Regions from separate parts of the Homo sapiens genome. Here region 2 is linked to region 1. The links are chromatin loops, found by intact Hi-C in ENCODE. Cell type or tissue: PC-9. All regions are shown on one strand.

Region 1 (4,000 bases):
CCTTCTAGCTGCTCCTCTCCTAGGATGAGGCGAAGGTTTTTTAGGAAGGACAAGGAGACCAAGGCATGAGAATGGCGGATCTTCACGTAGCCCGTCACCACCTCGATGAGCCCCATGAAGTTCTCCAGCTCTGAAGCAATGTTATCTACATTGAAAGGGGATTGTGTCACTGTGTGCTCACTTGGTGTAAGGGTGACATACTTGGATTCTTACAAACACAAGTGAGAACAATTCAACGGCAGGTGCCCCCTGAGATGCTCCCAGCACAGGACTGGCTGCTCCCTGACAAAAACACACTTCCCTGGCTTGACTCTCAACAACGACTCCTGGAACGAGGCCTCCCAGGCAGGGGAAGCCAAGTTTCTAGGAGGCTGGGGGGTACTGCAGCTCCCAAGCTGATTAACAAAATATAAAATCATAAATACCAGACTGCCAATTAGCTAAGGCTGACGAATGTAGGGAACGTCTTTTAATATGCTCTGTCAACAGACAGTATGGCCCCCACAGTACAAGGGCATGACTAAATCAACATTTTCTCCATCTCATTAGGAACTGCCTTTGCTGCCTTTCTAATTCCTAAGATACAGGGATCTATATTTAAAGGTTCCATTTTACTAAGACTTGAAGAAAATACACCAAAATGTTAACAATGGCTATCTATGAGGGATTTTTAAAAATTCATTTCTGCATTGCTAAATTTTCTATAGTATTTATGTATTGCTTTTATAACTAGAAAATAGTTGGAAAAATAGTTGAAAATAGTTGGAAAAATAGTTGCTAATAAAGATGTACAAACATAATATGCAAACAACAGGTTTCATCTTGTTTAGTCTACCTTTTTCTCATAGTAAACAAAAACCAATTTTCAGTTCAACTAATGCTAAAATTATAATAAACACTATAATGAACTGGGTGTGGTCCAATTAATGGGATTTTACTGTGCGTAATTTATGAAGACATATTTAATAAAATGCTCTATTTTGCTTTGAGTTGATACAAATAAAATAATAAGGGTACTAAAGGATAAAGCCCTACATCTAATTTAATTTAATAGCTTTCCAAGAAAAATTAAAGGGAAGTTCAAGTTGGAAAGATGAGAGGTTGCGTGCAGTTGATGTTTTAAGGAAGAGATCCTGAATTTTAAACGTGGGGCAGGAAGCATGCCTTAGTCAAGATCAGGAAATTTCCCCTCTAATGAGATGTCCCATCATCCTAAATCCAATCTATTTCCTGCAATGGACATAAACCAGAAGACACATTTCATCATCATGCATCAATATGTACCAATCCCTTCATAAATGATACTTCTCCATGGGTTTAATTCACAGATTAAATTTTTGTCTTCAGGACAGGAAGATAAAAAAGTTTAGGCACTCAAAAGGTATGTTCTAGGGATAAGCAAATTAAAAGTAAATGAGGAAATGCAGACACAGCCAAAAGAATTAAACATCAGAAGTACCATGAGAGTGGGCAAGCCCTAGTTGTGGGGAACAGAGTTATCTCCATCACGGAGGGCTGGGAGTGGGTGTATTGTGAACAGCAACAAGGGATATCAACTAATTCAGAAGAACTAAGCACAAACTTGTTTCTGTCCTTTCTAAACCTTAAGAATACAGTCTACTCATTTAACAAATATTAAGGAAAACACATTCTCAAAATACATTATTTTTCCTCTCAAACTGTAAAAAAAAAAAAAAATTCTTCATAAAAGGATTCCCCCCCCAAAATTCCTTTCAACTTCAAAGCCATTTTACGATATTTATTCTAGCTTATAAAACTATCAGTACCTTGACCAAGTGGTCCCAGTGGCAGAGAATTTAAGGCACCATTACTAGAAGCCCTTGGCAATGAAAAATCAGAAGTGAAAAGATTTTTAAAATTATCCAGACATGGTAGTGTGTGCCTGTGGTCCCAGCAACGTGGGAGGCTGAGCAGAAGGATTGTTTGAGACTAGGAGTTCCAGGTTACAGTGAGCTATGATTATGCCATTGCACTCCAGCCTGGGTGATACAGTGAGACCCTGTCTCAAAACAAAACCAAAAAACAAACACACAAAAAACCAAAGAAGTGAAGAGATCATAGGCTAAGTCAGTGGGAAATCCTTTGCACAAATCCAACTCAGAAGCAACTTACCAGGAATGCCATCTATTGCAAATAAAGGTCATTGTACAGGGGTGAGACCGAAACTTTATGTACACAATGACACACACTTGTATCCTTTTGTCTCTCACAAGTAAATTTGGAAATCTAGCATTCTTTTGGACTTCATAAAATTTTAACGTGATATCACTAAACTTCCCTTTGCTCAGTCTTCTCAGTAAATTCAAGTAACCAAAACTCTTTAGACTTGAAAGATGTGTGGATTTGGCTACAGCTGGAGTCTGCTGAGTCACACGTCTGATCCAATGGTCTCTTCTGGGGTTTGTATGTGTCAGGGCTTGCCTCTCCTATGCAAGATGTGACTAACAAAAAGATGAGCGATGACCCTCTTTACAGGAATAAATGACGTGCCAATGGCTAAAAGACAGATTGCCTTTCAATCTGTTCTTTATCTTTCAGGGAAACTCAAAGAAGAGACGTCATGCGTGAGGCTTACACACCATGTTGTTTATCTAAGCCCATATTTTAGTGGTGACTCAGGGACGGGAGCATGAAAAGCATCAACAAAAGAAAACCATGAGATCTAGCCGTTTTTCCAGGGGGATGGAATACTTACTCCCCCGTCGGATGTTAATGAGCAAATTGCCCTTGAAGATGGTGCATCCTTGGAGCATCTGAGCAGAAGTAACAGAATCAATGGTCTTTGTTTTCTTTTCTTCCTCACAGACCTTCGGGCAAGGACCTTCACAAGGGATGCAGTACATGCTGTTGAAGAAGAAAAAAAAAATCAAAAACACACATAATTGAGTCTGTCTTCTTGCATTAAAAAAACCATAAGGATATGCTTTTCATTGTTATTACAGCATGCATTAGAAAAAGCAACTGTTTTGAAGTGTTCATGTGGTCACATGGTATCTCACCCCCAAGCCCACCCAAGATAAGCCACTCACATTGCAAGCAAAAGGAGAAACAGCCTACAAAGGAAGAGCGTGTTGCTTGCTTCCAGACAAAATACATGCTGCATCCTCAAGGCATTTGTGTGTCATAGGCTGTTGACTGGTGAGCCAGCTGGTTCCATGTGGGAGAGACAGTGCTGCAGAAAGGAAGCTTGGGGGGTTCTGGAGGAAAACAGAGCTGCTTTCTGATACTGTGACCCTGGCCTGTGTACCTGGAGGAGTCGCTAGGAGAGAAGGCAGGGACAGCAAAGGGAGTGCAGTGTCTCTGCCTAACAGTAGTCTAGCTCCTGCAGTCAGTGTTTTGGCAAAGCCCAGTGAGGGATACCAAAAGGCATGTGGTATAGCACAGATCCATTATTTTCTTGCTAAAGCACAACCGAAATTATTTCTTGACGGTGTTTTGCAGAAACTTGTAAATTGATCCAAATGTTGCTTTTGCTGCATACACAATAAAAGCAAGGGGTTTCCATTACTTTGTAATGAGCTCTTGTTTCAAATACTATCCTGAACATGCCACGAACCACCAAGAGTCAGGGACAAGTAAGACTGGCACTTTTCCTGCTTACCTACCATTATTTAGGAAATAGCAGACAAAATGCTAGCCCAGCAGCTGAACCTTTGGGATCTATAGTTATATATAGAACAAGGGTCAGAAAGTTGGACTGATTTCCAAACAAGACAAATAATACGAACTTATGCGATGTGTGTGTAATAGGATGGTAAGCTGGGGAGCCATTATATGTACATTATTGTTCTTAAATCATCTCTCAAATTTCGTGAAGTAAAAACATTCAAGAAAAACAATGTAAATTATAGCTCTTTTTATTAATGTCCCTTCCCCCTACCCATGAAGGTTATTTTGTATCTAAGACAAAGATGCAGGGTTCTGTTTTGTTTAAAAGCTAACAGGTAAACAAAACTTCTCTGGTATTTTCCTATTGTGT
Region 2 (4,000 bases), 97 kb after region 1:
CAGCTTGTACTACCCATGCCTACAACAGCCCAGATGTGGCACTCAAGGTTGAAAAGGGGCCACAACTTGGTAACGGGACACACATGACCCCATGCAGGAGAACAGCCAGGGCCATGAGGAAAGGGACTTTGGTGCACAATGGCAGGTACCTATGCCCTTGCTGGGACATGGGGCATCAGGGTCATTACCAGATGGGTTTACAAAACACCAAAACACGGACAGCAAAAGTAAGATGCTCAGTCCATTGGCTTGCAGTGTTTCAGAGTCCCTGCTTGCTGCTAGCCACGGGGATGGGGGCTGGGAGTCATCCTGTTTAAAAGCTGCAGTGAAAACCCAGTGTGGTCGTCTCTGTTCTCAATGTCTACCTTGGAAGAGGGAGTTCTTAACCTCTGTGGCAGAGCAACCTGAAAACAGAATTATACTCCATACACATAGCTACAATGCCTCATGCAGAATGCTCTTCCCAAAACCGTGCTCAAGGATACAAACCCAGGCTGTCCAATTTGGGGAAATCATTGTTTGAGGGTGGCACAGACAAGCAGTCGGCTTGGGGTTTGCTCCCTGTGCACAGCTCGATCATCAAGGAAAGGCCTCTTCCGGGCCTCAAAGCTCCCTTTGTGAGGAATGAGGCCCACTGTCGAGGCTCACACAGGCAGCTGTAACCAGGCTGCCCCTCTCTCTGGGTGTTTGTTTTGATAGAGGTTCATTTATGCCAGAGACAATGCCCGCTCTCTTTGTTCTGCCCCCAGCAGGAAGCAGTGCAGGGAGGGGGACCAGCATTGTCACACAGCTTCCAATTCAGGTTTTGGTGGCCACAACAATGGGGCCTCAAGGGCCACAAATAAAGAGCCGCTCACGGGGAGCAGGGCAGAGAGACTGGCACATGTGGACCCCAGCACACCCCAGGTAGAAGTCACCTCCTAACAAGTGCTCAGGCTCACTATCAAGGGCTTTGAGGGCTCTGAGGTTGGGGAGAGGGAGGCCACCTCCTCTTCTCTTAAGTGGTGCTGGGAGGGAGAAGTAAGCAAGGTCCCCGGGGATGACAAAGCCTTCCTACCTCTCCTACCATTTATCCCAACTAAAGGAGCAAACACTCAAAAAAGCAAGCAAAAAGAATGCACACACATGCTTCGTGTTCTAACTTACCAACAGTTGCACAAGGAAGAAAAAAAGTCTAATCTGAATTGCCAAAAATGAACAATATCCTTTAAAATGAAGCCTGGGCTAGATGGCTGCAAGTGAATGAAATGTATTACCCAACTGCTGCTGTAACACAAGCCCTCTCCTCCCCCTTCTGGGCCTCATTCATAAAAAGCCTGCTTCGCCCCAGCAGCTGCAGGAACTGGGACTGGATTTGTGTTTTGTGCCGGTGTTTTCCAAGACAGAGGGAAACAATTGAAACAGACAATCGCTCAGATACCAACACCAAGTTCGCCTCCCCTTGAGAAGTTTGCTGCAGTCTCCTGGTCTAATCCAAATAGGTGGAGGGAGGGCTGGGAGGGCATCCTGCAGAGCTGTTCAGTGGCGGTTCTAACGCTAACACCCAGCGTGTTATTAAAGGAATTCCCATCTGCTGAGTCACACTCCGTATCTTTCACTCCCTGACATTTTATTTTTTTTTAATCAAAGGTTGTTCTTTGTTGGTAAAACGGGGGTTGCCAAGTTAATTAAAGATTGCCAAATTGGGGTAGAGATAGCAACACAACTCCCAAAGAGGTAATTTTTTCATTGTCCACTTTTAAATGGATATTACCATCTACAGACTTTATGCAGCCTGCTAGAAATCTTATGAGATAAGGAACAACTTCAATTCTTAATATATTTTTCTAATTTATGAATAAACCAACAACCAACATGCTTCATCCAGGCAGGATGAAGCACTGTCTCCCTCGCCCACACCCTTTTCCACAGCTGCCCTCCCAGCCCAGCATCTTTTATCACCTAGAAGGGCCAAGGAGGCTGGTTTGTGCAACTCAACAAGCTCTGTAAAACACCAAGTCCCTAGAAATCTCAGAAATCACCATGAGAAACGAGAGGCTACCAAACTTTTTAGACTCAGCAGCCTTCTTCAAAGCAGGGCCCAAATACAAGAGCATGTTCTAATTTACCAGGAATGGTTTTAATACAAGAATTACATAAGAACAGAGTGCAGGAAAGGAAGGGAGAAATAAAACCATTCTTGTTGCCCTAATACCAGAGCAGTCTTCCGGTGAATTGATACATAAATTCTCTCCAGAGACAAGATAATCCAAGCTATTAACTGTTCCCCTCTCAACTCTTGCAAAACACAAGGCTTCGAAACCTTGAAGGGGGGCAGGTGGAGGGGAAAGCCTGCTATATATTTCTAGAAAATACCAAATTTAACACCACGATCCCAGCCTGCTCATCACTGCTGGGGATCAGCCATTCTGGGAAGGTAACAGCAGCCCTCAGCACTCCCCTCCGCTAAGTAAACACTCCTTTCTACCACACTCGGTCCCCCATGCCGGCCGCCTCCCACCTCTGCCTGTGGACTGACAGCCGAGGAAACAAGAAAACAAGCTGGAGATACCAAATGAATCTTGCGAAATACATGGTCTGTGATTAAATCACAATAACTCTAACCTCCTCAAAGGCAAACATATCAAGATAGCAAGCTGAGAGCAAAATAAGCAAGTCTTAACAGAAATTATGCCAAGCTTTATAAAGGGATTACCCACACCTCCTAGAGGCTGTGCAGCCTGGAATCCAGGGTGGTTTGGGTTTTTTTTTTTTTAAACTTACTGCAGCCCTTCTAGCTATCCAATGAAAGCTCTTACAAAGAAACCTTCAGGTCTGCAGTTCTCTGTGGGTTTTCTATGAATATGAACGTACTTTACGGGTGGAGAAAACATATCCATGATCATGTTTGAGGGGCTCACGAAAGGGGGAGGCACATGAATTATACCATGAATACAGATATAATGAATACAGATTTAGTGAGATTTTAATACCTCAATATTCTCTGGTCCCACTCTTAAACATCGCCCTTCAACCATCAAAACATCTTAAATCCTGGGGTAGGGGCATAGTTACCCAAAGTTGTGGTACCTTCCCTAAAGAAAACTGAAATACATACCAGGACACACATAATTCTGTCAAGTTTGTCCCTAACTGTGTGATCTTGGACAAGTTAGCTAACCTCTCTGTGCCTCAGTTTCTTCATTTATAACATGGCTCTAATAGCAGAACGAACCCTTGAGAGGCTGTTGCAACAGCTGGTACACAGTAAGTGCTCAATAAATATTCGTTGCTGTTATTAACATTGTCCCTATGCCATCTCACCCCCCATATAAGCTCTCTGCTAACTTTCCAACACAGAGAACAAAATCCAAATTCTTCACCATGGCTCCAGGGCCCATGTGATCTAATAGCCCTCTCTGCCTGTCACTCACCAGGCTCCAGCCACCCAACCTCATCTCATCCTCCTCACTGGACATCCCACGTGCATCCTGTGTGCACCAGACAGTCTTGCTGGTGCTTCCAGACTCTGACTACTTCTCTCCACTGACCATCTCCACCATCCTGGTCTAAGGTTCATCTTCTCTGCCCTACACTGGGGCAACAGCCTACTCCTACTGGTCTCTCTACTTCTGTCCTTGCCCTTACAGTCTCTCTTAACGCAGCTGCCAGCATGGTCCTGTTAACGTACACACCAGCTCCAAACTCTGCCATCTCCTTTCAGAGTCAAAGCCGAAGTCCTCACCGTGGCCTCCAGGGCCCTACATAACTGACTCAGTTTACCCCATCCCCCACCAAGATGCACCAAGCTCTCCAAGCTCCTCGCCTTTCCCTTCCCTTTCCTTTAGGTCTTCGTCCAAATGTCACCTCTCTAGAGACCTTCTCTGAATACCCTACGTAAAAAGGTACCCGGATACCTGCCTGGCACCACGTACCCTGTACCCCACACCTAACATGTGACCCAGCCCTCCCATCCCCTTCCCTACTTTAATAAAAGCTCCACAGAGGCAGAGGCCTCATT

What was found. Peaks named below come from ENCODE experiments on the same cell type or tissue, not always from the same donor. Only the 100,000 strongest peaks of a DNase experiment are listed, where the experiment ranks them.
Region 2: a loop joins it to region 1, with 5 times the contacts of the local background. A loop is called at or near these places in 3 of 110 quality-filtered maps.

Annotation. Positions count from the first base shown.
Region 1 is chr15:98,895,622-98,899,621 of GRCh38, reverse strand. It overlaps IGF1R (insulin like growth factor 1 receptor), which reads right to left. Exons shown (of 21, transcript NM_000875.5): 4 at 2,717-2,865; 5 at 1-145. Among named protein-coding and RNA genes, the nearest start is that of PGPEP1L, 110 kb to the left of the region's middle. RefSeq lists an enhancer at 2,116-3,315. In PC-9, no CTCF peak of the experiment used is centred here; DNase peaks (open chromatin) are centred at 2,191 and 2,471; H3K4me3 peaks cover 1,204 bases; H3K27ac peaks cover 3,188 bases.
Region 2 is chr15:98,798,123-98,802,122 of GRCh38, reverse strand. All of the region lies in intron 2 of IGF1R (insulin like growth factor 1 receptor), which reads right to left. Among named protein-coding and RNA genes, the nearest start is that of MIR4714, 16 kb to the right of the region's middle. RefSeq lists an enhancer at 1,983-2,678. In PC-9, no CTCF peak of the experiment used is centred here; DNase peaks (open chromatin) are centred at 1,532 and 2,562; H3K4me3 peaks cover 2,681 bases; H3K27ac peaks cover 3,489 bases.